Linked DNA regions of Mus musculus: regions 1, 2, 3, 4, 6 and 7 are each linked to region 5. The links are chromatin loops, found by intact Hi-C in ENCODE. Cell type or tissue: left cerebral cortex. All regions are shown on one strand.

Region 1 (4,000 bases), 1.3 Mb before region 5:
TTTTTCTAGTTTTATTGAACTTTGATCACAGAAGATACTCAATGTGCTTTCAACTTAAAAAAATTGGCAAGACTTGATTTGTGCACTGACACATTCTATCCTGAAGAATGTTCTGTGTTCTTTAGAACATTTTATTTCATTGCTATTATATGGGAGGTCACTCACTGGTTCTGTTTCCACAAGTGGGGCCAAGACAAAAGGAAGAGGGAGGTAACCATCTGGTTCAGGGTGTCCCTCCCACAGCATTCCACGTACACTTAGAAGTAAACACAAAAGCACAGTCACCACCCAAGTTACAAGTTGGCAGTACGATGAGGAAAGGGCAGGTATGGTAGGATGTCCTTAAAGCAAATACCTCCCCACAATGGGTCTGCATCAACCCAGGAGGAATCAGAATATACAACGTGATCTAGGAATGTTAGGATTCTCAATGTGATCTAGGAATGTTAGGATTCTCATGAAGGGATGAACAGAAAGAATAAGGGGTGTGCTGGAGGGGGAATGCTTGGCAACTGGCTTGAGTGGGTTGTCCTCCTCTTCAGAGATTCTTCAGTCCAGTTGGCCTGGCTGGAAGGTAGAAGCCTGAAAACTTTAGAGGCTGTAGGAAGGGAAGGAGCTCCAGGAGGCTCTCAAAGACTTGTCTTTCATGATACCTAGGTTCTTTGTCAGGTTACAGCAGGCCTTGACCTCCTTATACCTGTCCTAAGAGGTTTCTTATGAGAGTGTATGAGCACAGTTCATGTGTATGTGCGTCAATTTTGTTGTCACTTTGAGCTCCTCTCTCTAAGGATTAATTTCAGTGTACTTTGGGTATATTCATGGCTGATTTGAATCCAGATGCTGATATTTGACTTTACAGCACATGGATGTTTATAGCCTTCTCTAGATTTTTCTGTCATTTTGAAGAAGCTTTCAAAATGAAGCTTTGGGCATTCTCCAGTCTTTCTTGAATACCAACAAGCTGAGTATTTTCTCTTGTAATACTCGCCAACATTCCCATAATGTTTTTTAATTTTTGTTCTGCTTCACCCTTTTTATTTCTTTTGTTTTTTTCTTTAAACTATATTAATTCATTGAGAATTTCATACATTGTAGAATGTCTACAATACATTTTGATCATATTTATTCTGCACTCCTCCACCTAACTCCTCCTAGATCCATCAACCCCTTCCCTACCTGCTCCCTCCCTCCCTCATCTCCCACCACTGAGTTCCATTATTTCTGCTCAAATACTCACGGGTGTAGGGCCATCCATCAGAGAGTGGTCCAACGACCAGGGGCCACACCTCAAAGAAAACTGAGTCTTCAATTCCCAGAAGTCATCAACTAGGAGTTTCTTTTCCCTCACTTTCTCCATTTCCCCCATGTAAAATCTTTACTGGCTTGATCTCCTGCAGTCTGCCACAGCCGTTGTGAGCTCATTTGTGCAGCTGTCGGATGAATCCAAAAGATACAAGTCCTCACTCTTGTCTTCTGCAATAGTCCTTGAGCCTTGTGGGACAGTGGTGTGTGATGGCAGTCCCATTTGCGGTTGGGCACTCCACAGACACTTATTCCCATGTGGCTTTTCCAATAGGCTGTCTCCAAGCTCACCCAGTCTTCTCTTGTTTTGTTTTGCTAGTTATGACTTCTACTACACTTTTCATTTTGTTTAGTGTGCTTTTCAGTGCAAAGATCTGCTTGATTACAGAATAAATTCACTTCCACTGATGAAGTACTCAATTTCTTCTCTGTGTCTTTAAGGTGTTCATTGAGTCTCTTGACAGCATATGTTTAAATTCTTGTCCTGAGAATTGCACAGATCAGTTGATACAGCATGGCCCGTTTCTGGCATTTTATTTTCTTCCTAGGTATAGTATTAACTGCTCCAAAGGATTTTTTTTTTTTTTTTAGTGTTCTAGGTATAGTATTAACTGCTCCAAAGGATTTTTTTTTTTTTTAGTGTTTACCAAATTTTTAAGTAAAATCACAATAAATAAAAGCACCCCAATCACATGTCCAAATTACCCAGAGCTGAAGTCTGTACAACCCAGTGAACTTCTATTTAGTTAGAATAACCATTTGGAATGGAAGCTGTCCAATGTCACGTTAAATTTTATACTTTAAGTGTCGAATACCTTTAATGCATTTAGCCACCACGAAAAGCAAAAACATCCATGAAACAGATGAAATACAACAATTAACTTTATATCCCTGAAAGTTTTTGGAGGTTGTTGGCATATGACATTGACTATTCAGACTCCTCCCAATTTGGCTTTGCGTTTTCCCTTCCAGAAATGGTAAGCCAAGTTTCTGCCACTATATTAGCACTAGGTGGTGAGCTAAGCTTAGGTTTGCTGTGAGTTCTGGCTGATGTGTTGTCACTATTTTAGCACTAGAGGGCTCCACAGTTCCAAGTCTGTGCCCTCTTCACAGCTGCTATGTTGTTAGGAAATAGGTTATTGTTTTAAAATAGCCAAAAAAGGCTATCCTGTCCTAGCGAGCCTCTACTTGGGGCTCAGGTAGGCCCACAGACTTCATCCATAAATACCACCCTACAGTCAGGCACTCTGAGGTTCTGCATGGACAAACTTCATAGGCAGTAAAATGCCAGCCCTAGGTTCCTATGCAATGATGTGATGCCATTCTCCTTTTCTCCAGCTGGACACTGCCTGTGATCAGTGGTAAGCTAGGCAGGCATATCCAGGGCCATCAACATCACAATGCCAGGCTGCACCAGAGCTTAGAACCCAATCTGAGTAGTATAGCACAGGGACAGGACCAAGGACCACACTCCTGTGGTCTTACTGCTATAATGGTGGACTTGTGGGCTAAGGCCACTGCAGGATAAAAGTCTGAATAGGGTTCCAGGCTCTACCTGGTAGAAAAGTTAGGCATCGGTGTGAGGGTACAGTCATTGGTAACTCCTCTTAGAGTTCAACCAGATAGCACTGTGCTCAAAGACACATCTCATGCTTACTTCTGTATCCTACTTTGTCAAGTCTATGGTATTTCTCATTGCTGTAAGGCACAAAGAGCGGAAGGGCTAGTGGAGGCACTCCCTTGGCTGCAGGTACAAGTCTAGGGATGGTGGAGGTGGGAATCTGCTGAGTACTGGGCTGCAAGTACCAAGCTTAGACTTACTTGTCCCTCCCTTTTCCAAGTACAAGTCCATCTCTCTATATCGCTTTGCTTGGGACTTGGGGAATCCAGGTCACCTTTTCCTTTCTTCTTTGAATTTTTCTTATTATTATGCTAAAAGCAGGGACTAATATATCTGTGCTGCCTCTCTTAGTACTTGTAAAAATAGTTTCTTAAATGATGTTTTTGTGGACAGGTGATCACAAGGATGATTTTATTTTGCTTATTTTAATTTTAAGGGAACATTCATACAGCATTTGATAATGGCTTACAAGGTTTGTTTAGTTTAGCTTCTAATTGTCCCCCACCCCCAGCAGAGGTATGAGTGTATCCCCGCCGTTCTTTCTTCCATCTTATGTGCTAGTCCCTTAGTCCTAAACATTCAGCTACACTTCTTTTTTAGTTGGCTGCTTCCTACTCATTTTCTAAAGCTCAGATGTTCATGGTTACTACCATCTATAGACTGAAGTACTTATGAAATGCCAAGATTATGAGGTAATACAAGACTCTCTCCATCTGTCAGCCTTTCCTGAGCTCTGGGACGATTTCCCTGCTATCCCCCACAGCACGTTTGCTAACATCCTATGATTGCCTGTTGTTGTTTTTCCCCTCACTTGACTGAGCTCCTTGAAAGTGACAATTGTGTCCCACTCACATTGTGGTCTCAGCATCTAATCACAGAGCACAGCGCAAAATAAATACCCAAGAGATATTTTTTAATAAATTAATACGTAAACAGAATTGGAAGCTACTATAGATGTGCACACAGCTGGAGATCTGATGGTAAGGGGCTTAAATCTTTCCTTTGTTCTAGTTCGTTAGAGTTGCTATGTCTTTCTGCTCAGCACTTGTTAGATAACTAGTGGAATAAACCGGAAAA
Region 2 (4,000 bases), 160 kb before region 5:
GTTCTGCATTTAACAGCTGCCATACAGTAGCTATTTTGTTCTGCACTTAGAGACCCTTATCTGTGCGTTTGTTTTAAGTTCTATCAACAACTCTTCTTTTGTTCATCTCTTGTTGTTCTCCTGTTCTTATTCTTATACAAGAGCCATAGGTCCCCGGGACAGACAAGGGACTGTCATCTTGGTTGTTACCCCAGTCTCCTCCCGGAGGATGAGTGCCTTTCCTGCATTTAGCATCTCTCGCCTTCTCCTAGGTGTCCTACGCCCGCCCAAGCTCGGCCTCGATCAGGGATGCTAACCTGTATGTTAGTGGCCTTCCCAAGACCATGACCCAGAAGGAGCTGGAGCAGCTTTTCTCTCAATACGGTCGCATCATCACCTCACGCATCCTGGTTGATCAAGTCACAGGTTAAGTGTTTCCTTGTCGTTGGTGTCCCTGTACATCTATGCCCTCTTACTTACAGAAGTAGGCTCATGGTTGTTGAAGGTGAGGGTTTATAACTCGAACAGGCAGGTTTCTAACGCTTGTACATAGACTACCAGAATGGGCCTTCTTGAGAAGCCAGAGTCTCCACAGCTAAACTACTTGGCAGAGTTGTAAAGGAAGATTTGAGTGTCAAGTCGGGAGTGGGATTCTGTGGCCTTCAAAGTTTCTCTCAGCCTCCAGCCAGTGTGTGAAACTAACTATATGTACAGCTCTAGCTCCAGACCATAGTGATGTAGAACTAGAAGGAACTTCAAGCTCCCTTATTCTACACATCAGTAATCAGCTGAAGTAGGGAGTCAGATTTCCCACTGGCTCATCAACAATGCAGAGGTATGGACCAAGGTTCTAGTGCCAGGGTTCTTTGTCCATAAGAAAGAAACCCAACCAGCGTCTCAGGAAGAGATGTAAGGTAACTTGAGCTGCACTGTCCATTACAGTGTCTTGACTATGCCTGATTTGATGCCAATTTGAGATGCTTCCTATTTGATTCATGCTGCCATCTCCCATTGGTGTTGATTCTGCCTCAAACACTGTGCAGAGAGAGAGAGACGCTCCGAACCAAGGATAAAGGAGACAGAGAGCCTGCTTTCACATGACTCCAATATGGCAGATACTTGCCAGGGACTGTGCAGTTTCCCAAGAGAGCTCAGAAAAAGGTGTACTGTAGCTGGTTGTAGTCGTTGGAAAGTCTCCATGGCAGAGGTAATTTTGGAACAGAGCTTATGGAGAGTGATGCAGTTTCCTGGCAAAAAGGAAGGGATAGAGCAGGCTGAAGGCAGAAGGTAGAATGTTGAGAATGAGTATGGCTTGTTCAATGAGGGTCAGTATGGCCTGTGTGCATTTCAATAGGAGATTTGAAGCCAGATTGCCAAAAGCAACGATTGCTACCCCCAAAAGTCTGGATTTTATCTGCATGTAGCAAAGACCCAGGGAAAGGACATTTGTAGGTTTTCTTTGTTCCTGTTTAAGACAACAAAGAATGAGAGTCAGGGATAAAATGCTCCATCCAAAAAGTTCAGAAAAGCACAGACTATGTACCTACAGGGTGCAGTGTGTGGTCAGAGGGTGCTTTTCAGATCAATGACAGTTCCAGTTATGTGGTCTATAAGGCATTCTGCAGAACTTGGTAGTTTTGTGTGGCTATTGACAATAACTAAAGGTGAATAGGGACTGGGCAGGGCAGCTGTGAAGGCCTGGAGGGATACAGCCCTATGCTCTCTGCATTGGAGACATCTGCCCAGAGCAATGCCGGCAGAAGTGCACCCAAGCCTTTTGCTGAGTGACAGATTCAGGAAGCGGGCCTTGCAGGTGGCCTGAGTCAAGGCAAAATATCCACAGGGCACTTCCCAGTGATTACATTTGTTCACTCTTTACAAATGTTCTTTTTCTTTCCCCAGGGGTCTCTAGAGGGGTGGGATTCATCCGCTTTGATAAGAGGATTGAGGCAGAAGAAGCCATCAAAGGACTGAATGGCCAGAAGCCCAGCGGTGCTACAGAACCGATTACTGTGAAGTTTGCCAACAACCCCAGCCAGAAGTCCAGCCAGGCCCTGCTCTCCCAGCTGTACCAGTCCCCCAACAGGCGATACCCTGGCCCTCTCCACCACCAGGCTCAAAGATTCAGGTAGGCATGCCCACAGAGGACGGAGCCCACTACCCACCACACAGACACCAGTGTGGAATGACGCAAGGGCCAGGGAGCCCATAGCTCTGAAGGACAGAACAAGGCATATGTGCCCCGCCCAAGCCCTCATGTGTGGTGATTACTCAGAGCATCAATTTCTACTTCTACAAAAGCAAGCAATCAGACAAAATGCACTTCCTAGCCCTCTGCCGGCCTGTCACTGTGACTGTGAATTAAACTCGAGATTCACTAGTAGAAACAAAATCTCTGAATGTAGCTAGACAAGAAGAGTCTGTTTCAGTGGAGCTCATCATTAAGATGTTGCCATAGGCAGCAGCTCAGACTTAAGGCAGGGTAGACCCAAAGGCAGATCCTTGCCAGGCGTGGCTTGCTCTCACCTCTTTTCCTAAGTAATTCTGTTGGAGTCCAGGAAAGGAGAGACTCTCTTTAATATTGACTTGACTCTCTTAAGTCACATGCCCTGGGAAGAAGAAAAGGAAGATTCATCCATACCTTACTAGTGTTTCTTTGGAGACCCAACACCAGCAAGTCCCTGGTGCAATGGACAAGTTGCCTGAAAGGCAGGTTTTACCCAGGCCAGCAGTTAGACTCTAACCAGCCTCTGTTGTGCAGGGGAGATGCACGGACTTGACCTCCCCTTAGTAAATTCTAAGCAATTACTTTATTCTGCCCATGTAGCAACTTCCCTTTAATGAAAGGCTTTTCTTGCTGTCAAACCTCACGTGAGAAAATAGGTCCTTCTCTCTGTAATAGTAACCATTCATCTGGCTAGAGTGAGGAAAGAAATTGGCCTCTTCGTGTGTCCTCCTGTGCCCCATGACTCTGAAATGGTTAATAATTTCATAAAGGGCCCGAGCCATGTAATTTCTATTTTATGTGAACTCGCATGTAGTATTTATGTAAAAGAGCCTTTCCAGCAGGCTGCTGATGGTGGAAACTATGGTTACTACTGCCCCATAGTGTGAATAGCTTGTCCCCAAGTAAGGTAGTGCATTGGAGGAAGATTATCACATAATGACATTTTGCTGGGAGGTGCTTTGGGACTGTGAATAGTAAGCCGTTTGGGAGGGGTTGTCTGTTTGTTTTGGGGGGCGGTTGTTTTTTGTTTGTTTGTTTGCTTTTAAATCTTAGCTTGCAAAAACTCCCTGCCTTCCAAACTGTGTGTGTGGCCAGATTTAGTAAAAGCAGCCAGACTAACAGCAAAGGTCTGTTTCCTACGTGAAGTCCATGATGATGTGTTGTTAACCTGCAACAGATACCTCTGCTCACCAGCTTAGTTCTTAGATAAACAATGTAAGACCATCACCAGCTTTAACAGTTTCACAGATAGCATGAAAGGAAATTTGGACAAATTTTCTGGGGTAGGGAGATGTTGAATTAATTCAGACCTTGAAAGAAAACAGGGCTCGTTAGACACCTGCTTTGGACTCTAGCTTTGACCTGGACATGAATTACTTGCCATTGGAAACAAGAGAAAGAGAGAACTGCCCGTGGAGAGTCTCCTGAGCAGTGGGGAAAGTTGTCAAGCTTTTCTTCTTTGAAAATGGAGCATTCTTATTAATAGTTCCATTGAGTGATCTTGCCATCTGCGAGGCATTAACCCAGAGACCCTCCTTCTCTTTGCAGGCTGGACAATTTGCTTAATATGGCCTATGGCGTAAAGAGGTAATTAAAACTCCACAGATTGCCAGATGTCCGTGTTGGCACAGACTGGGGCTAGATTTTTTTTTTTAATTCACTAACTTTATTTTTTTTTTAATTCTTGTTTTTTTCTTCCACCAGCATGTCAAATTCTTAATTTTACTTTTGGACCTCGGTTAATTTTGTTTCTTTTGGGGCACACAAAAATGTATTTCTTTTTCTTTTTCTTTT
Region 3 (4,000 bases), 1.6 Mb before region 5:
AGAAAAATAGCACAATCAATGTGGATATGAAATTTTGATGGACCTTAGCATTGGTCACTTCCAAGGCCTTTGGGTACACAGACTGCTGATAAACCAGAGGGCTAATCCCAGATGGCACGTGTGCTGTGTGTAACAAGCAGACATGAACCACTACTCTCAGGAGACCTATGGAGAAAGCAGCTACCTTAGACCCCAGCCTAGCACACATGCTCAAAGTGACTAACCACTTCTAGAAAAACTGTGAGGAAAGTACACTAGGAATCCCATTAGGAAGTAAACTCATCATTACAAACAACCAGACTCCTAATTAGCAATGTCTGTAGACAGTTTCCGTGAAAAAGGTAACACTTATGGGTCCCAAGGATTGGGATGTAGGTGTTTTTAGACATCATTATTCAGCAACTAATTTGCTCTGAGTTCATCTGCTTAATAAGAGCCAAGGATGAAGACTCTGGGGAGCATCAGGAGAAACATCCACTTCCTTGTCTCCATGATTCAGCTTCCTGAATAATCTCTGGGCCTTTGGTTTCTTCCATTATTGATGAGAATGTTGCTCCTACAGTCCCTAATCTTGTGACTTCTTGACCTTCAATTTTATATTGATTCTCTGACATCTATAGGGCGAGACCCACATTCTCAAATCTGACTTTCATGGCTTTCCATTAAAATAGTTTGTGTGTATTTAGAATGTAGGTTTAGAAAGCATAGCCTTTCATCCTTCTGTGTATTGAGCTGTGTGACAAGGGACAAGCTACATCTCCAAGCTTAAGTTTTCTCATCTGTTAAATGGATAATGCTGTCCACACCCAAGGATAACCTGCTGAAAAAAAAATTACATATTCAATTGTGGCATGCAGTAGTTTTTTAACTTGTCACTATACTTTATGAAAGTGCCACTTCCAAGAGAGTGTGAACTCTTTAAGAACAGGGCTTTGTCAAGTTCAAATTTGTCTCTAGAGATAATGATCACATGGTTGGCTTATTAACAGAAGCAGGGAGAAAGAATGAAACACAGAACTCCAGGGTAAGGGGAAGAAAGAGGAGGGGAAGAGGGGTTGAAGAAATCCTTTTTCAAAAGTCTCCTCTCTGGACATCCAGGAGAAGACTCCCTAAGTTGTTTCCATCTTGTGTGCCTAAGTCTCTTCTCCAATAAAATTTGCTTTAGGCTGTACCAGATGACCTAGTTCTAACCTCCACACTCTGTTCTGTCCAGGGACCTGAGATGTCATTTTTGCCCAAGCAGACAAGAACAGTCATAATAGACTTGGAGGAAGGTGGCTGCTGCTACTGTATTAGGAAAGGCAGAGAGAAGTCAGGTAGAGGTTGCCTGGACCAGAACAGGTGTGTATCTGAGCTCAGGCATGACTTTGCAGAGGTTTTTGGACTTCAGAAGACATTAGGCAGGTTGGAATTATTCACTAGTCTTGAATCACTGGTTCATTTAGCTGACATCTATCAGGCATTTCCTGCCTGCTAAACCATTTACACACTACAGACTATATTTACATAGAGTGAACAAAGCAGAGAAGGCTCTGGGTTGATCATCTTACAGTTCGGACACTACTGACACTTGAAGCTGGATGCTTCTGTGCTGTGGGACTGTCCTGAACATGGTAAGGTGTTCAGCAACATCCCTGGCCTCTCCCACTAGATGTCAGCAGTGCTCACTCATTGTGAAAACCAAAGCTGTCCTTAAATATTACCCAGGATTCTCCAGTGGATGTGTGTGTGATTGTGTGTGTGTGTGTGTGTGTGTGTGTGTGTGTGTGTGTGTGTAGGTGTTTGGGGGTGGGGGTAGCCTAACTCCTGGGTAAGAATCACTGGCTTACGGGCTGCAGAATATCTTATCTTGTGGACAAGCTACAAGTGAAACGGGAGAAGTGAGCAACAGCTTCCCTGTGCAGAACCTTAGCTTCTCGAGCTGGGACAACTGGTTCCTGAGTGGACTGTTACATGCTGTGCCACATGAGATAGCCCTGTAGGAATGCTAGCTCAGTCCTTGTAACTTTGTCTTTGCAGAGGGGGCCTCCTTCCAGCTCCAGCATTGCTCAATCTCTTTGATACCTGTCCCTTCTCTATTCGCCTGGGCTCCTAGTATTTATTGTTCATCTGTCTATTTGAGACCCACTTCTCACTCTAGTTGGACATTATCTATGCCCTCCTGTTCCAACATTCTGACATGCCTTGCTTCTACTCCAAGCACCAGCCACTTCCCAGCAGTGTTTCCTTTTTCCCAATTGACTAGAAAATTGACTGTAAATTTGGCTCCCTAAATCCACTGTGGCTGCCCAGCTGGGCCCTGGTCCAGGGATGTCTGGGGCTGCGGTGCCAACCCAGCCTGAGGGGCTCTGTTGCTTTGAGAGATGCTCAGGCACTGCTTGTCTCACGGGTATTTTTAGAAGTTTCAACTGATACTAGTTGAATTAAGACTAAAGACCAATGTCAATGTCTGTGCAGCAGCATTGGGGAAGGGAGAGGGGCAGGGAAGAGAGGGGTGAGAAGCCTGAGGAACATGGAAGGAACCTGGCTTCTCTCCTGTCTGGCTTTATTTGCTGAAGCTTGACTCATGCAGGTCAAGTCTCCTCTGTGCATGTCAGTTTTCTAAGAAATAAAATCAAAAGAGGGACTGATACTAATTTCTAAAAAGTTTTCAGCTCAGATGCACTACCTGATCCCCTGGGTCACGAGTTTCTGCCTAGGGCCAGTTTCTGTACCCTTTGATACTGCAGACAAAATAATCCTTCCAAATGTCAAGAACTTATGCTCTGGACCTATAGGTGTAGATCACTGAATATATCACCATCTTCCACAAAATGCTTCTTCTTGTCACTTCCTTATTTAAGATTTCTTTTTGTGTGTCTGTGTTGGGGTATGTGTAGTTTGTGCAGGTGCCCCTGGAAGCCAGGAGAGGACATTGAATCTCCTGGAGGTGGTTGTAGGCTGCCCAGGGTGCATGCTGAGAACTAAACTAAGGTCCCCTGGAAGATCAGCAAGTACCCTTAGGAGCTGAACCATTTCACTAGCCCCTCTTAGCACTTTTGACCCCTTTCCTCTCTCAGATTCTGCCTCTGCTTGGACTAGGAAGGATCTAATGCAGGGGGTGAAATCAAGCTACATGTAGTACTGGAGGAATCCTAGGTAGACTCTATTTCAAGCCACAAAGGGCCTGATAACCCAATTCACTGCAGGAGTCACAGAGCAGTTCAGAAAAGATGGCTTCTGACTGGGCGCCTACACCAAGGTCCTAGCGATTCTGTAACTGAGGATTGGTGGACGCCCCAAACCTTGTGCTCATACTTTAAGGTCCGCTGAAGGGTTTGCTTGAGGATGGGCTATAGAGTGCTGTATCTTTTTAGGAGACCACTCTCTTTTGCTGTGTCTTCACTCCTGACTGGGATTGAGTCTGCAGATCTCACAGGCATTTGTGGAATGGCAAAATACTGAGTCGAGTTCTGTGAGTCTCAGCCTGCACTAACATTGGATAATACTGACACACCTCTTCTCGGCTTTAGTTTTTCCATTTATATAACAGGGGTGACATGGGTTTATTTCAAAGTTTCGCCATAAGATATTACAAGAGCTGATTATTGGCTACTTAATGCCTGCTATCCCAGCTTTGGGGCATCTTCTCCACAAAAGCTAGAAATGATTCCATCCCTAGAAAGGTTGGAGGTTAGGCTTAAAATTAAGATTTTTAGGATCCTCCTGGCTCTGATATTTTAAGACTTTCCCACTCTACTTTTTTTTCTATTCTCTGAAACTTGAAATTTAAGAGATATAATTAATATTTGTAATCAATCCCTCTCTTCCAGGCATTGGGCAAGTTTCATTTGTTACTCACATGTGAGTGGGGTAGATTATTACTCCCATGTCACAGTGTAGAAAAACAGGTCCAGAGATGTTAGTTGTCTGATTATCTCTCAGCCAACAGGAGCAGGGCTACTACTTCAACCTATCTGATTAGCTAAAAGGCCTGTACCTTCAAGAAAATTATTTCTAT
Region 4 (4,000 bases), 170 kb before region 5:
TTGCACTCGGCATAAGCAATTATTTCTCCTATCACGGTTCTTAATGCTTCCCAGAGAGTTAGCAGATCATTTTTTGCTGACGGATATCACCCCACCCAGAAATAATAGCCTGCCTCCTTCTATCTTGTTCATGACAAAAAGGCACTACCATCTCCCATCAAAGCTGTATCTCAGAGTGCAGGAGCCCTTGGCTGCCAAGGTCAGCCAAGGTGCTGGGTCACTGAATCCCCAACAAAAAGACTAAAGATATGCCATTGAAACTGGAGATGCCCAGTTGGACCAGCCAACCCCCAGTACCCACCTCTGTTGCTCTTTAGTGGGAGAATGCATTTGGCTCCTCTAATTTCAGGTGCCCCATTAACTTCCTTTGAATGACTTATTTTGAATACATACAGATATAGGGATATAGGGGGTTGGAAATAGAAATGGTTCTGTCTTCTCAGACCACTGAACTTGATACCATCCCAGCATCTTGAAGATCATTCTCTGGGTCCTGGGTCTGGATGACAAAAGAAAACTGGCCAGGTACAAGTTGGAAGCACATTCAAGTTTTCAGAAAGGCTTAGGTGGGGTTTGAGGGCATTTGTAAATGCAAAAGAAGCAATGGGGTCATGTGAGCCCCTCAAAATAACCACACATCTACACAGCCGGGGACTGCGATAGGGTTATATCTCTACATTAGAGAAAAGGGTGGGCCTCCTTGACCCAAGTCTTCCTGGTATCCTGTATTCCATTTTTCATCCCCCTGTTTTAAAGAGTCCTGACATTTGAATGTTGTCTGAAGGTGGATAACAAAGATAGATAGCGGGTTGTGTGCCCACATATCTACCCTGAAAGGCTACTGTTCCATTCTCCTGGGGGGAAAATTTGCAGTGAGGCTAGGGCATTATTTCAACCTTTTATTTAAAATAGCTGAGGAGAAAACCTGCATAGCTATCAGTACAGAATAGGAAACACAGAATAGCACAGAGCCCTTTATCATCAGAGCCATTCAAATGGAACCCGTCCCTTCTGGATGATCCCACGGCGTGAATCCTGACTAAATGAGCCTGTATGCCCTCTTAGCTCTGAGATGCTACAACTCAGCATTGTTTCTGGGCCTGGAACTGCTCAATTCAATGTAGTAGCCACTAGCTCCACATAGAGTTAATTAAGTAGTTAAATTCCCTAGTCACATTCAGATGTTGGGAGGACTCAGTAACTGTGTGGCAGTAGTAGCTATCATCAGACATTATGGGCATCAAATGTCTTCCTGAGCCCAGAAAGTTGGGTGAAGTGGTGTTGGTCTAGGACATCTCTGGCCCTGAGGATTAAAGAGACAGTTCTACATAGTACTCATGAGGCTGGGGGTAAGGTGGCTTGTCTGTTAAGGAGCAGAGAGCACATAGCCCTCCTTGAGTTTCCCCTTTTTCTCCACTCAAAAGAACTCTTAAGATAGTGAAGCCCCAGCTCTCCTATAAAACTATATGGGATGACCTTGGGCACCACTTTCCTTCTGCAAGTCTATGTCCTCTCTGGAAGATGGTTCTTTCCAGATCTAATAGTCTAATAAAATATTACAGCACGGCCATTCCAGCTTGGTACCTTCCCAAGAACAGTGACAGTTTGTGCCAAGAATGTAGCTTTTATTTCACTGTCCAGGTTGGTGTGGCCCAGTGGAAAGATCCCAGAACTTTGAGTCACATTCAAGTTTGTCTTCGTTTAGCTGCATGACCTTGGCAAAGTACTTAATCTCACTGCACCAGAATCTAACATCCAGAAGATGGAAATAATGATGTTTCATGTGTAGGCAATCATGGCTTGCAGCAAGTGCTCAACAGATGCTCTCAGGGATAAAGATGAGTAGGTGTAGCCCTGAGGTGAGTGACAGAGGCTCAGAGCAAGAGTGGGCAGATCTCTTTTTCTATCCCAGCCGTTCTGGAGATGCATTCAAAGAGAGTGGCTGTGACTCTCACTAAGGCACAGACAGCAAAGTCAGAAGTCCTGTATGGTAGGAAGTAGTGTGGAGTTTCCAGATGGCTTCAACACTCCTACCAGTCTTCCATGAAGCAGGAGGCAGGAGCTGCAAGTTAGCGGAGAGGAAGCTGTAGCACGCCTGGCATGTATTCTTCCCCTAACCACGACAAGAAGCCTCTTTAACATCTCGTCCACTTAGAGGACCCAGTCAAACATAAAGAGTCTCATACTAAGGGTGCACCTTTGACGGTCAAATGCTTTTTTTTTTTCTGGTTGTGATCCTAGCCTTTAATGGCTAAGCTCCACCCCAGTCTGATAGATTTTAAAAAATAAATTAAAAAAAAAAAAGAAGAAGAACTTTCAAGGCACATGAATCTATCATCACAACTTTCCTAAAAAGACATTCTGGGCCTCTTGTGTATCAGCTACTACTGTAGGCCTGCTGTGTCTCAGATACACTAATGATACCCTTAGATATTCCCCAACTATATGATTCTTTCCATTTGCATCAGCTCCTGTTAAAGCATATGAAACCCACTCACTAAAGTGAGTTAGACATTTAGTTTCAGTTGGGCTCCTGCCCTAGCAAAGCTTTGAAGGGAAGTGAGTATGTCAGGATAACTGTGATGTGCAACCTGATGGAGGAGGTGAGCTGTTAGGGACAGGTGACTGTGATGGGGGATAGGGCGTGATAGCTGTGACCATGGAGACAGACACTTCTGTAGCAGTCATGAAAAGAATCGCCATGTATACCTGGACCTCGTGGAGAACATGGCTAGGCCTAGAAGGGAATCGGGAATTCATTTTGCCACGAGGATAATCAAACACAAAGAACAAAGGCGTGGAGGTAGAAACTTTCAATACGTATCCAGAAACCTGGGACTGAGTTTTTGTCTGAACTGAAGCATAGGGTGCATGTGGAGGTCAGCAGGAGATGAGGTTGGGCCAGCTGCCAGGGCCAGATGCTCTGAATGCCTAGGTAAAGCATTCGGACTTCTATCACAAGGTGTTTAAGACACGCTGGGGAGTTCTAAGCAGGGGGAAAAATGTTATGGGATCAAACTGCACCCGAGATGTTGCCTTGAGGCCTTAACCCCAAGATTTTTTTTTTTAAGAATGGTCTGTATCAGGTGGCAGGTGTGGAACATAAAGGATAAAGCCACAAAAGCAGACACCTGGCCTGTTTGTGGGGAGGGCTGAGTCCACGGACACAGAGGTGAACCAGTCTCACAGTCAAAACTGTGGTCTCCAGGAGCCAGCTGGCTGCTTTCTGTTCTCCCTGCTCCCACAGGTGGGAGCACAGGTCCCTGGGAGGACTTGCTCATAAAAGCCCGGCAGCCCCAGAGTCTGCTCCCTGCTGCCATTCTCCTGGATTCTTTAGAGTGAACGTTCCCTGGGGACCTGCCTGCTCTGGGGAGTTTGTATTCACTCAGAGAATAGGGTGTTACAACAGGCTGGGGGAAAATCTGTAGCTTGATCTTCAAATAATGAAGGAAGCTGTGCATGTCTCCTCTGCTAGACTAGCAGTCCCGCATGTCAGGGACTGTTGTACACATTTCTGCTCCCCAGTGTCTAGAATAAAGCCTGTTTACATAGCAACCATGTCAAAGCCAAGGTTTATTGAGCACTTACTTTGGGCCAGTCTTTGTGCCTAGGAATCTTACATGCAAGTGGCTCTTTTAGAGAACTTCTGAGCTATGTTACTCAAGAGATACCTCTCAGGTACAAAGTCACACATCTGGAAAGGGAACAGAAATCATATCTAAATTTCACCAATACCAAAGCTGTTCCTAATCTCTATATCTTTTTTTTTCCTATTCTCTACTGGGATCTCTATTTCAGTTAAAGTAACATAAGCATACACTTTGGAGTAACATTTCAAAACGCAGTTCCCTAACATTCTAACTAGCACCCGTCAAGGATGGAGGCTCATAAGAACGGTAAGGATGTTCCTGGGGCCTCAAAGAAGAGCTTTGCAGCAGCCAGTGGTGTCCAGGGGTAGTGTAGGATCTTCATGTAGATGTGAACTTCCTGTTCTCAGAAA
Region 5 (4,000 bases):
AAAGTGGAGAAGACGGAGGGAGAATCAGGAACATCTCCAGAAAGATAAAGAGGCTGTGACGGTGTTGGATGGGGTTGAGAAGAACAAAATAATCAGAGTTCTTAGAAAACTGGGATGTGATAGTCAGAAGTCACTAGGACAAAAATTCAAGGGATAAATTGGAGTAGACATTGAAAGCCAAGGTGAAGGGAAACGGAAGACAAAGGAAGCCAAGAGATCAATCCTAGAGGCCAGAGACAGACTTGGGAGCTTCAGGAAGCAAGCAGAAAGATTATGAAAGGAAAAAAAAAAAGTCTCACAGAACTGAAGGAGACGTGTGTGTATTTATATTGAAGAGGGGCCACTCAGGACCAGACACATAATGACAGAAGCCATCAAACTATATGCATTGTCCAATTCCGAACATAAATGATGTCCTCGGGTGTCAAGAGAGGTTATACACAAAAGGGAACATGACTCTGAAGGCACGCAGCCTCTCTGCCTCAGCTCTAAGTGTGCAAGAGGAGAGCCGGGCAGAGCATCCTGTCCTGCAGGGGAATGATTTCAACCATCAATCATCCAGGCAGAAGACAAATAAATCCACAGACTAGAATTCCCGGCTCCTGCCCCACTGCGGAACCAGGGGGTGGAGGCGGCAGGGAGGGGGGAAGGGGCCCAGAGAGAGAACCAAAAATCAAGGACACAAGAAAAAAGTCCGGAAGAAACCCACGGGACTGCCGGGAGGGGAACCCCTTCCTATAAAGGGGGAGACTTTGTAAACCCTGGCAGGGTTGTTGTGGAGTAATTCTGATAGAGCTTTGGGGAAGACAAAAAGCTACATTTTCTTGCTAGAAATGCTGATCATTGAGTTACCTAATAATAGTGCACCAGATACCCTGGGTAGGCTGGGCCTGCAGAGCAGCTAATTCCTTACTTACTCCAGCAGGAAGACAATAGATAATGTTTAATGTTGGTAAATTAGGAAATAGCAGTCTAAGCATGTTATTTTGAAGTATGTAGGGAAAAAAAAAAAAACAGAAAACAAGGGTGAAAAAACGGCTAAAATGGTTGCAACTGAGCGGATGGATTGGGCGAGGCAGGGATGACAATCACTCAATGAAAGCCTTCCTGCTTGGGCTTTGCATTTCCTGAAGCATTTTCACGTGCAGTATCTATCTCATAGGCACCTTCAAGAATTCCCGTCGCAGGAGAAAGAAATAAAAGGCCAGGAGGGACCATGACCTCTCAAGGTCACAGGTGAAGCCCAGACTACCAGCGCTAGCTCGGCCCCCACCCCCTCTGCGTTCCCGCACCGGTCGAAACAATTGGAGATCGGTTAAAGGCCAGCCAGGGTGTCGGACAGCGTGCCCTGTCCCTCGATTCCTCAGACCGTGTCGCCGACCTCGGCCCGCAGCGTGAGTGTGGGCGCGGCCTGAGTTCGCTGGGCCACTGCCCTGCGCCGACCGCCGCCGACCGCCGTCCGCCCTCTGTCCTTGGGAGGACACGCAGGGAAGCCTCGCGCAGTGCAGCAGCGCCCCCTGCAGGTCATCGAGCTCTGAGCTTCCAGCTGGCCCCAAACGCTCCGGGAATGGACCCTGACATGCTCCTCCCTGGCCCCTGCCTCGCACAGGGGCTGGGACCACCCCCTGGCCGCCTGTGAACCAGGGCAGACAGTGACAAAAGAGGTATCTTCCCCACAACTGCAAAATGTGTCGTTCAGCCAGACCCCTTCAGAGGACCAGTGCTGCGGCTAAAGATGGTGACAAACACCCGAAGATCTCAAAGCATGTGTAGCATGTGTAGGACACTGGCATCCACACCCTCCCAGAGCCCTGGATCTCATGATTTCTAGCGCCCTTCAAACTGCCCTCTTAAGAGTGTATGCTCCAGAAACAAGGGAAGAAAAATGAAAGGTCTTTGCCTCATAGCCCGGAACCCCCTGGATGACCTTGACCTTGGTCTAGTCTATGGGCATATCACCTCCAAGGGTCTTTGACTCCCCCAGTGTGGCCTATGTTCCTCGTGCTTATCAAATACTTCAACCGTGGCCATGACTGACCTCTACCGGCAAAATGAGTCACTACACCGGGGACCAGCCCCTAGGCCTGAGAGACCCCCTGTGGATCCAGCCCACAGGTTAGAGAGCCACGCTCTGTATTTACATGGAGAAAAATCTCCTTAGAGAGCAGCAGGACGAAAAGAAACCTAACAATCTTTTCAGCTTCGTTTTTCAAAGGAAGAGAGAGCCCTGCAGAGCTTCCTAGAAAAAGCCAGGTCTTCACGTAGGTTTTAGCAAGCTCAGCAGTGTTGAGATTAACAAGCAAGACCCCAGGAGTCCAACTATCTGGCTCTGAGTACCAACTTTGTCTCTCTTAGATTCTTTGAGTTTCATCAAATTACTAAAATTCTGTCTCAACTTTTGCTGCTATAAGTTAAGCTGATAATAGATAATTCACAGACACTTAGTGCCTGCGAATTAATTAACTACATAGCCATTCTATGAAGTAGGTAGTTACCAGGTAACAGTGAGGAACAGAAATGCCACACAAGAAGTAAGTCACACAAAGACGAAGGTACAAGCCTTCTGAATCCCTGCTTTTACTTGTCACAATAGGCTGGGATGCTACCAAGACCCCAGTTGTTAGACCCCAAGACCCCAGAGTCCTGGAGACTCTCTGGGCTGATGCGTGCAAAGTATTTAGAGTGGAGGGAGGAACGCAAGATGCTTTCGACTGTGTCTTTAATTGAGATGAGCACAAAATATCTGCTGCTATGCCCTCTGTGTGCCAGATACTGACTTGGCAACTTGGCTTCAGTAGTGAGCATCCAGGCCTACCATTGTAGGACTCAGGATTCAAGGTGCCAGGTAGTCCTGTTGGAAGGCCACCCCCTTGCAGCAAGTGCAGGCACATCACCAAGAGGGTAGGAACACCTCCACCCTGGGAGAGGAAGGCAGAACAGTTGTTTCTGGGGATGCTGGCCAGGCAGAGGTGAGATGGGATGGGGAAGGGGCCCCTAGGGCAGCCGTTCACCACACTTTGCCTTCTCACAAATTCTTTCTTTTATTATGTTTTTAATGTTATTAGAACTATGTCAGTTACACACACACACACACACACACACACACACACACACACATCTTCCTCCTTCTAGCTCATCCCAGGTACTCTCGGAATAGCAAATGGAGACCATCTTGGAAACCCACAAATGGATGCAACGCAGAGGTCAACAGATCGTGGGGATCCCAGCCCCCAACAGATGCATCTCCATCAAAGCTCGCATATCTACTGCTCAGGGAACATCTAGGAAGAGGGGGTGGAAAGATACCAGGCAGTATGCTGTGGAACAATGTCTCCTAGACATAGCTGTATAGACAGACTGGAACAGTGGCAATATCCATTAACATGGAAAGTTCTACAGGACTCCAGCCCTAGACAAAGAACTGCAGGCAACTAATGCCTGCCAGGAGACAGAGAATTGCCTCTACCCATGAATTCATTAAGTTCTGCTCTAAGGCCACATCACTTGCTATTTGGTTTGGAGTTACTAGTTCCAGAGATGGGTAGAGAACCACTCCTCAAACCCACTAAGATGCATGTGTTGTGCTTCACACCACTGTGTCCCAACCACTCAGGACATTGAGTCAAAAAGAATGCTGGTAGCTGGAAGCCTAGGCTACAGCCTGAGACCCAACACCCTTTCCTCCCAAAAAGCCAAGAAGGAATATTTATCCTTTGAAAGCCAAAGGCCCAGAATAAAGTCTCAGAAGGTCAGACCAAATGAACCACACCAGAGTCATGGATTTCAATCCACAGCAGAGGACCAGAGGTAGGCAAGCCACCGTCAGCCTCAAAGAGAGGTTCCCTGGGCAAGAGGAGCAGAGGAGCAAATGAACTCCATCATCCTTCCCCTGACAAATGAGGCTACTCTGTTGAAATTTGTGCACTGAGGCAGGAGGATCACTGTAAGTTGGAAGCCAGCCTAATCTACATAGAAACTTCTAGACCCTACTCAAAAACAA
Region 6 (4,000 bases), 1.6 Mb before region 5:
GAATATACACCTCTTACCCGAAGATCAAGGAATACGGGGCTTTTATCTGCCCATCCTCTTCAGCCCTTAGTCAAACAAGAGATTAGCTCTGGAAGGGATTGACCAATGGCTGTAAAGCAGGATATAAAGAGCAATAGATGGTGATGGTTGCTTCATTTAGGCCAGGCCAACACTCTAAACAGGGTATAAAGAAGTACATGGTCAAGCTGGCTAAGCTCAGAACAACTTCAAAATACCTGTGCTAGGGGAGGCAAGAATACAGAACAGTAGATTTTATTTGTTTGTTTGTCTGTTTGTTTGTTTGTTGTTTTGCCCTAGAGAACTTTTCAACTCTGGGGGTCGATTCACCTCTCTTATACATCTACAGGTAAAAGATTGAATTCTGGATAAAATGGGCTTATAAGAAAATTGCACCCCTTCCTCGGGAAGTTCCCACTCTTGAAGGAGGTGCAGTGGAGTAGATACGTGGGAAAGGAGAACTCTCCCCATGCCTGCTGGGATTGGGTCTTGCTGCTCTGCTCAGGTGGCTCCTTTCCTGAGGCATATGCTCAGTACTTATTCTAACTAAACTCTTGACTGCTTGAGCTAAGCCTGTGTCCCAGGTGAATTCCTCTCTATTGGAAGCACAGGAATGGTAGGGAAAAGACAAGAGGAAACTGCGAGAGCCCTACCTCCACCCCTTTCCCAAATCTGGGCAGTATGCTCCCAGTGGTCTAGAAGGCAGAGGATCATAGATAGGTGCTGGCTGTTAGTAGTTTGGCTGGTGAGCCTAGGTATAATGCCATGATACAGGGCTGAAACACTAGTCCCAAGGGAGCCTGGATGGTCCAAAGAGCGAGACAATCTGTCCAGACAGGACCCTCTGGGAATGTACAGAAAGACCTGTCATCCAGTGTGTGGACACGGGCCTGAGTAAAGCAGGAAGTTGAGGTTCAGGACAGAAGTCCTTAGAAATGGGGCTCTAAGGGAGGAAAGTAAAGACACAAATCACATTGTTCTAGGAAAGTGATTCCACGAAGTAAATTTCACCCTGGAGGCATTTCAGGAGTGAGGGGGCCATTTGGAAATACTGGCCATAAAATTACATGATGCTTCTGAAATCTCTTTTTCAGCAAAGTAATCCCATGAATCCATGCAGTAAAGAATAATTCAGTGCCCCTAAATCCTGCCTCTTCACTCTTAGGTGAAATACTGGCTTATGAGCTATCTGAGTATGTGTAATGTAGTTAGGCTACACGCTCGGATAGCTCTCCATCTTTCCCCTTCCCCTCCCCTGTCCCCTGTCTCCACTCTCTCTCTTCTCTCTTCTCTTTTCTCTCTTCTCTCTTCTCTCTTCTCTCTTCTCTCTCTCTCTCTCTCTCTCTCTCTCTCTCTCTCTCTCTCTCTCTCTCTCCATTCTCCTCCTCTCTCCTCCCTGTATCTCTGTCTGTCTCTATCTGTCTCTCTCACACACACTCACATACACATACATACATACACACACACACACACACACACACACACACACACACACCACAGTCTTCTCTCCATGATGCATCAAACCATTTTCCAGCAATACTACTTCCTTCTAAATCAAGAGAAGACGTGTTTTAAGATGTCTTCCCAATATCAAAACTGAGAAATTGTCTTGCTCAGAATTCTATCAAGAGTTGCTCTGCAGTTTAGAAAGTTTAGCACTGACAGCTGTGGTCGCGTGTGAATCACCCACTCAACATTTCTGGTGGAGTCAGTAGCATCTGCAGCTCCCAATTTGAAAATCAGAGGAAGAGATCGAAGTTTATGCTACTTTATTAAGTCTGTTTAACTTCTGCCACTGTGTCTGTGTGTGTTCCTACATGTGTGCATAGATGCATAGGCTGGACAAGAAATACTGCCTCAAGAGATCCTCCTGCCTCAGCTGAGACTACAGATTTTTCGTTGTGGCTTTTTATGCCATCCTATCATGTGATTTAGATGCAGATATGCATGTTATTCTCTTGCATGTTACAATTAGTTTGTTTCTCCAGTGTGTTAGAATATTGTATATGTTTTTGAAAGTTGATTATGCAAGTATGTATATATTTTATGTGACTTTCATGTAGAAGAGAGTGTTCAAAATGCCTTCGTAGTAAAAAGGTTGGGTCTGTGAGAGCTGAGTTCCTGCTTTTCCAGGGCAGAGCTTAGAGGAGAAACGTGGTAGCCAGAGCATAAGTTTTGAGCGCCCCCTGCTGGGGACAGAGACTGCTGCCATCCTGCTGCTTTCCCTCTTTCAGATTGTGGCGCCTGATAGCTTCCAGAGGCAATGGGAAAGGTGTTTGTGGATCTGAAAACCTCATCCTCAGGGTGGTGGTGGGGAAATGTGAAAAGGAATCTTAGAAATAACATTTAGGAAGAAGGAATGTGGACTACGTGTTCCTTTCTTTACTAAGCGCTGCCATGGACTAGCTGGTTCTGAACTGGAAGAGAGCTAGATGCTGAGGCTTATTGATGCGAATGCTGCCAAAATATTACAGGAAAAACATATTCCCGTTTTTTAGTTAAATAACAAAGTCATCTTTCTCTTACTCCTCATTGCAGCAACTTCCTGGCAGCCCACTGTCTTCCTTCTTTCTTCTTTTTCTTCCTTCCTTTCTTTCTTTTTTCTTTGTTTTTCTTTTTCTTCTTTCTTTTCTTTTTCTTTTTCTTTTTCCCTTTTTTGAGTCGGCATTACATTGATTTGATTAACTAAATGAAATCCAAAAGGACATCGGTGTATCTCTCCTGCTGTTGCATCTTGATTCCACGCGGTGGCACTGTGCTGAGCTGTGGACAGCACCACTGCAGAACTCAAAAGAAAGGGGAGGTTTGAAACTGTGCTGAGGAGAGACTAGTGAGATTTGCCGAGACTTGGGGAGGACAGCAGGAGCCTAAATAGCTCCCGCTCCAAGGCTCATACATTTTCAGTATTTACTTTCTCACATGTGTTCGGGAATTCAGCTTCCTGGAAGACACCGAGCGAACTCTCAAGGCCAGCCTCATTTGTCCTTTGACCCTGTTGGACCACACAGCCAAATTTACCCTGCACTTCCCTTAGTGTATCCCCCGGGTTTGCCAGCTTTCCTGTTGAATTTCCAAGACCGCTTCAATCTTCCCACTTTTAGATAATTTGACCTTCCTTCTGAAGGTGTCAGATCTCTTCTAGCCCTGTGTCACACTCAAGCATAGCTGCCAGCTGGCTTCTCTTAGGACAATGCTATTATTATACCTCTGGAAAACTTCTTTTCTAGTAGGAATTGGCCACAACTGTCTTAAGGAGAGGGACAGAGTTTATGTTATGCAAGGAAGAAACAAAAAACAAAAACCTAGCAGTTTGTACCATCTGCCTCAAGAGGTCCTGAGTCTCTTGTCTTTAGAAATACTTGGAGCAGACTGTTGTGAATCGCCCTCCAACCAACACCCCAGGAGGTGCAAGCACACCTGTGCAGTCACTTTGGGATGGTTCAGGAAGGACATGAGCCCCACTCCCCCCAAATGTGCCTACCATCACAGTTTCCCCCTCTTTTGTTGAAACTAATGAGTCACGATCAGAGTAATGTTTTTCTGTGACTCCAAAACCATTTTGCTTAATGAGGTACTAAGTCTTTATAATTAGGCCCAGAAGGAAAAGAGGACGTGGCCCTTAAGAGCAATAATTATTTCAGTTATTTATGGTAATAAAAAATTGAAAATAGGAATTCTTCCTCAGAATGCGACTATTTATTCTTTTACATATTGCCTAACAGGCAATTACCCTATTAAGGCAGCATTTTGTTGCTAAAGACATTAATTGAAATGTAAATTAAATGTAAATCAGCTAATTAAATTGATATGTAATGAACTTGTCAGGCAGGCCTCTCTGATCAGATGCATTTCACTAATAAACAAGCTTTGCAGCCTGCCCAACACACAACTGGGGCAAAGGGTTCCTAGTTGATCTGCACCTGGCAGGCAGCAAGAATGAAGGGGTGGGCTGTTCAGAACATCAGAAGAAGAGAACATTTGG
Region 7 (4,000 bases), 78 kb before region 5:
CTTGTATCAAGATGGTAGCAATAATAGGCTTTGCTTTCCCAGCTAAAGCAAAGTATGGTTTTAAAGACTGAGGACATAAGGCAACAAAAAGACAGCAATGTTTAAGAAACTGTGAACAGCACAGTGGACCCTGGAATTGCCCTAACATGCACATTAAGAGTACTAGTCCTCAGCACAGAAGGGAAAATCTGGACCTGTAATTCTCTGAATGTGGAAATCACAACTGAGAGTTCAAGAGATTTCATAAAGTCGGGTGTGGTATCGCACGCCTTTAATCCCAGCACTCGGGAGGCAGAGGCAGGCGGATTTCTGAGTTCGAGGCCAGCCTGGTCTACAAAGTGAGCTCCAGGACAGCCAGGGCTATACAGAGAAACCCTGTCTCGAAAAACCAAAAGAGAGAGAGAGAGAGAGAGAGAGAGAGAGAGAGAGAGAGAGAGAGAGAAAGAGAGAGAGATTTCATAAAACAAAGGGCTGGGGAGAAAAAAACATTTCAGTAAACATTCTGGTGGAGGGTTTCCAGTACTGAGTGCAGATGAACAGGACCTATCCATGCCCAGAGAGGCACAGAATCAGTATCTGAGCCCTTGCCTAGCATGTGCAAGGCCCCAGTTTTACTCTTAAAAATAAAACTACTGTTTATCCAAGTGATGGTAGACTGAAATATACCCATACCAAAATTGCATTAAATGTGCATGGCCCCCATCCCCTTGAGCCTGATAAAAGAACATGTGAAGGGCATCCATGCCTCATATCTGGATTTGATCCTCAAACCCATCCTTTAAGGTAGACAGGGCCATCAGTCATTATCTCCTGTCATGGACCAGCAATCTAAGGCTCCCTAAGCATCTCACACAAGTCAATATGAGCTTAAGTGAATCCCTGCTCTCCTTCATCCCAAGTCAAGGCTTCTTCAAGCAAGGCCTGAAACAATTCTCATTCTCTCTCTCTCTCTCTCTCTCTCTCTCTCTCTCTCTCTCTCTCTCTCTCTCTCTCTCTCTCTCTGAAATACAATTTGTCATGAATTAATGATGAGCCTGCCTGGCCAATTACCAGAGCTAAGTGCTTTCCCGCTGGGAGCAGCTCCCACAAAGCACTAAGTGATGTTGGACTAGTAAAGGGGGCCCCGCCCAGCCAGGCCTAGAGCCCTCCTGGGTCCAGGCTTAGAGGAAGCAGCTTCCAATTAGCTCCTGCCAGACAGACTGGCTTCTCAGCACAGCAAATTGGGTTATAGAGTGCTCTTCCAGCTGGCCTCCCAGTCTGGTCCTGCCTGCCCCAGCAAAGAGGATGCTAATCAACGGTGAGGCCAACTCTGCAGGTCACAAGCATTCATGGAGGGGATATACACAGACAGGTTTGTCCCAACAAAACAGTGTCCTATAAGGCCTACCCCAGATAGTCAATGGCATTGGGGTGTTGGAATAGAGGCTCTGGAGCTAAATAGAAGCAGTGCACAAAGGAAAGAGACCTAAAACCTACACTTTCACTCTCTTCATACCTCTCACTCCCTAAAGATAAAGAAAGATAGTCTCTGCCCTTGGGCCATTGAGCTGGTTTTTTCCTTATTGTTTGCTTCTCAAAGAGAGCCCCAAGTGCCATTTGACTCTGGAAAGAATCATTGCAGTGAGGTGAGCCTAAGACCTCATTACAATACATCCTGTACCCTGTATTCCTCTTTCTGGGCAAGCCCAGAATCTACTCCAGCGTTGGTACCTCCTTTCCACAGCCTTTAACACAGAGGCTCTAGACTGCTCTGCTGCTCCCTCTAGTGGGCACTGCTGGGCTATATTGCAAAGCTTTCTCAGAATAACTAAAGGTTACAAAAAATATTTCAGAGCTATTACTTCCTCCTCTGATAAGTAGGCCAAAAAGGCTTGTGGTCACTATTTTAGAAGTGAAGTATCAAGTATAGACAGACAAGAAGAGCAGTCAGGGTTTGTCTGTAGCAAAGCTAGTCCTGAAACCTCATTTTCTCACCAACAGCCATGTCATTGAAAAGGGTCCTTAACTCTGCTTCATGGACAGTGTATCTGATTTGCTTTGCAAGGCGAGGGGTTGGGTATATCTTCTCCTATGCCGTGACCCTCGCCGAATACTCCATTCATACAAGGCCTATGGAACTCTGGAAGAGTCTCAACACAACTTATCTATATGCATATAGTTGTAAGTGTGAACCACAATCCAGATGTTAAAGATAGCAAAGAGAATCAACCAAGATCCTGTATGAGCTAGTAAGGAAAATTAATAATGAGAATACACTGTGGAAACTCAGTGGTAGAGGTGTCAGAAAGTAGGGTTGTACCCAAGGCAGGCCTGTGGACCAGAAGAAAATTGACCCCAAAGTGGGCAAAAGAACCAGAGAGAAACCCATAGAGAAAGGGGTGTGAGCAAGCAGAGAATGTCAGGCAGGAGTCATAATAGAAAACTACAATGCGATATGGCATGATGCTGTGAGAAAGCAGGGCCAGACCACAAGGCTCCCAGTAGGCCAAGTGTCTAGGTCACAGCTTTGTCGGGATGAGCTCCCTTCGAGGTTGTGGCTGCAATCTAACAGCCAGCAAAGTTTATGGCCAAATGTTCTTGTACCAGTGGGGGAAAGAAGCAGAGATGGAACCTCTAGGGAATGAGCAGCTGTCTTGATGTTGAAAAGTGTCTGCCAGGAGAATTCAGCTGAGAATACTTCCCACTCCCAAGAGGTCAAAGGGCCCTGTTGTCCCTTCCTGATGGAGGCCATGAGATCACAGTGTCATACATAATTCATTCAACAAATACTCTGAATTGCCTGAGCCAGCCTCTGAGCTAAGGTTAGAGGGCACAGAAATGGAAAGATGCTGTCTGTGCCTTGAGGTTATGCTTGGACCTCAGAGGAAGAGGGCCAGACTGGGGAAATACTGCAGGGCTGAAGCCAGTGACTGCAGAGTCTGGGAAGCTGAAGCTGAGCAGAATGTGAACTGGGTTTTAAGAGTTGGCTGTGTAAGAAAAAAGAAAAGCAGGAAGAACACACAGCCCAAGGAGCAAGAACTGGCTGTGTGTTTGGGTGCACACTGAACAATCCAATTACAAGAGATCTACACTGCCAGGCTGGGAGGCAGGGATGCTGTCTTGAGGTCAGCTATGTTTTACAAAGATAACTCCAGCCAAGAGCATGACTCCAAGAGCTGAAGCAGAAGAACTCTAGAGAGACACTGAAGACAGGACCAGCAGAGCCAGGGCAACAACTGAATATTGGAGGGGTCACTCCTCTGTGTTTTGTTACTTGACAGTCAGTGGTTGTGTTTTTCAATGAGTGCCTTGTGCAGAGAAGATTTGAGGTGAGTTAAAGAACAAGAGAGCCCATTGTACAGATCCCACCCCACCTAGTAACAGAGTCTACACCTGTAAGGGTCTACTGCAGGCACATCTCATTAGGGCTCAGTGAATAAGCAAATGAGCAATGGATGATCAAACAGATAAAAGCATGGTTGATCTGTGGACCCATCTGGCAGCATCAATACAGAAACCTGCCACTCACCAAAGTCCTGGGAAGAAACTGTCCAGAAAGCCACCATGGTGGAGTGTGTTTCCCAAAGACACCAAGGTGGAAAAGCATATTTCAGAGGCTGTCTTGAGGTTTGACACCCAGGTGACCCTCACAGGAGGGTCTGACCTTCCTTCCTTCTTTCAGATGGTATCATGATGGAAAGACAGTGTGTCTACCCTTGACTCTGAGATCCCTCGCCTCAAGATTACTGATTTGCACCTAGCTACCTCACTCTTACTGTGCAAACCTCAGTAAGTCAGATGTCAGGGTGTAAGAAGTAGAATAAACACCAAGGGAATGATTGACATACCTTGGTCACCTCCTATGCACAGGCTCTGTGATAGGACCATCATGTGTATCCCTCAAAATAGCCACCCTGATTTAAAAAAAAAAAAAAGAGGGTTATCTGTACAACCTAATTAGGAAACCAAGTACCACAGAAATAGCATTGAAGTAATACATTGCTGCCCATCAGAAAAGTAA

Evidence for each region. Peaks named below come from ENCODE experiments on the same cell type or tissue, not always from the same donor. Only the 100,000 strongest peaks of a DNase experiment are listed, where the experiment ranks them.
Region 1: a loop joins it to region 5, with 4 times the contacts of the local background. A loop is called at or near these places in 8 of 42 quality-filtered maps.
Region 2: it touches region 5 in a loop (2.9-fold over the local background); 2 of 42 quality-filtered maps call a loop at or near these places.
Region 3: it touches region 5 in a loop (3-fold over the local background); 3 of 42 quality-filtered maps call a loop at or near these places.
Region 4: a loop joins it to region 5, with 2.6 times the contacts of the local background. A loop is called at or near these places in 2 of 42 quality-filtered maps.
Region 6: it touches region 5 in a loop (3-fold over the local background); 3 of 42 quality-filtered maps call a loop at or near these places.
Region 7: a loop joins it to region 5, with 3 times the contacts of the local background. A loop is called at or near these places in 2 of 42 quality-filtered maps.

The regions. Positions count from the first base shown.
Region 1 is chr4:111,307,463-111,311,462 of GRCm38, reverse strand. The region is part of intron 5 of Agbl4 (ATP/GTP binding protein-like 4); the gene reads right to left. Among named protein-coding and RNA genes, the nearest start is that of Bend5, 110 kb to the left of the region's middle. In left cerebral cortex, a CTCF peak has its summit at 2,362 (motif pointing right); DNase peaks (open chromatin) are centred at 2,364, 3,134 and 3,628; H3K27ac peaks cover 1,074 bases.
Region 2 is chr4:110,209,533-110,213,532 of GRCm38, reverse strand. Elavl4 (ELAV like RNA binding protein 4) reads left to right here. Exons shown (of 7, transcript NM_010488.4): 4 at 252-405; 5 at 1,882-2,107; 6 at 3,755-3,793. Among named protein-coding and RNA genes, the nearest start is that of Gm33070, 59 kb to the right of the region's middle. In left cerebral cortex, a CTCF peak has its summit at 2,300; DNase peaks (open chromatin) are centred at 1,171 and 2,238; H3K27ac peaks cover 1,546 bases.
Region 3 is chr4:111,643,616-111,647,615 of GRCm38, reverse strand. The region is part of intron 11 of Agbl4 (ATP/GTP binding protein-like 4); the gene reads right to left. Among named protein-coding and RNA genes, the nearest start is that of Spata6, 74 kb to the left of the region's middle. In left cerebral cortex, a CTCF peak has its summit at 1,633 (motif pointing right); DNase peaks (open chromatin) are centred at 1,658 and 2,269.
Region 4 is chr4:110,217,011-110,221,010 of GRCm38, reverse strand. All of the region lies in intron 3 of Elavl4 (ELAV like RNA binding protein 4), which reads left to right. Among named protein-coding and RNA genes, the nearest start is that of Gm33070, 66 kb to the right of the region's middle. In left cerebral cortex, no CTCF peak of the experiment used is centred here; a DNase peak (open chromatin) is centred at 1,963; H3K27ac peaks cover 2,821 bases.
Region 5 is chr4:110,048,594-110,052,593 of GRCm38, reverse strand. No RefSeq gene overlaps it. Among named protein-coding and RNA genes, the nearest start is that of Dmrta2os, 71 kb to the right of the region's middle. In left cerebral cortex, CTCF peaks have their summits at 1,520 (motif pointing left) and 2,080 (motif pointing left); DNase peaks (open chromatin) are centred at 1,534 and 2,009; H3K4me3 peaks cover 987 bases; H3K27ac peaks cover 1,501 bases.
Region 6 is chr4:111,686,041-111,690,040 of GRCm38, reverse strand. No RefSeq gene overlaps it. Among named protein-coding and RNA genes, the nearest start is that of Spata6, 32 kb to the left of the region's middle. In left cerebral cortex, CTCF peaks have their summits at 2,200 (motif pointing left) and 2,764; DNase peaks (open chromatin) are centred at 2,205 and 2,796; H3K4me3 peaks cover 489 bases.
Region 7 is chr4:110,126,856-110,130,855 of GRCm38, reverse strand. No RefSeq gene overlaps it. Among named protein-coding and RNA genes, the nearest start is that of Gm33070, 24 kb to the left of the region's middle. In left cerebral cortex, a CTCF peak has its summit at 1,762 (motif pointing left); a DNase peak (open chromatin) is centred at 1,748.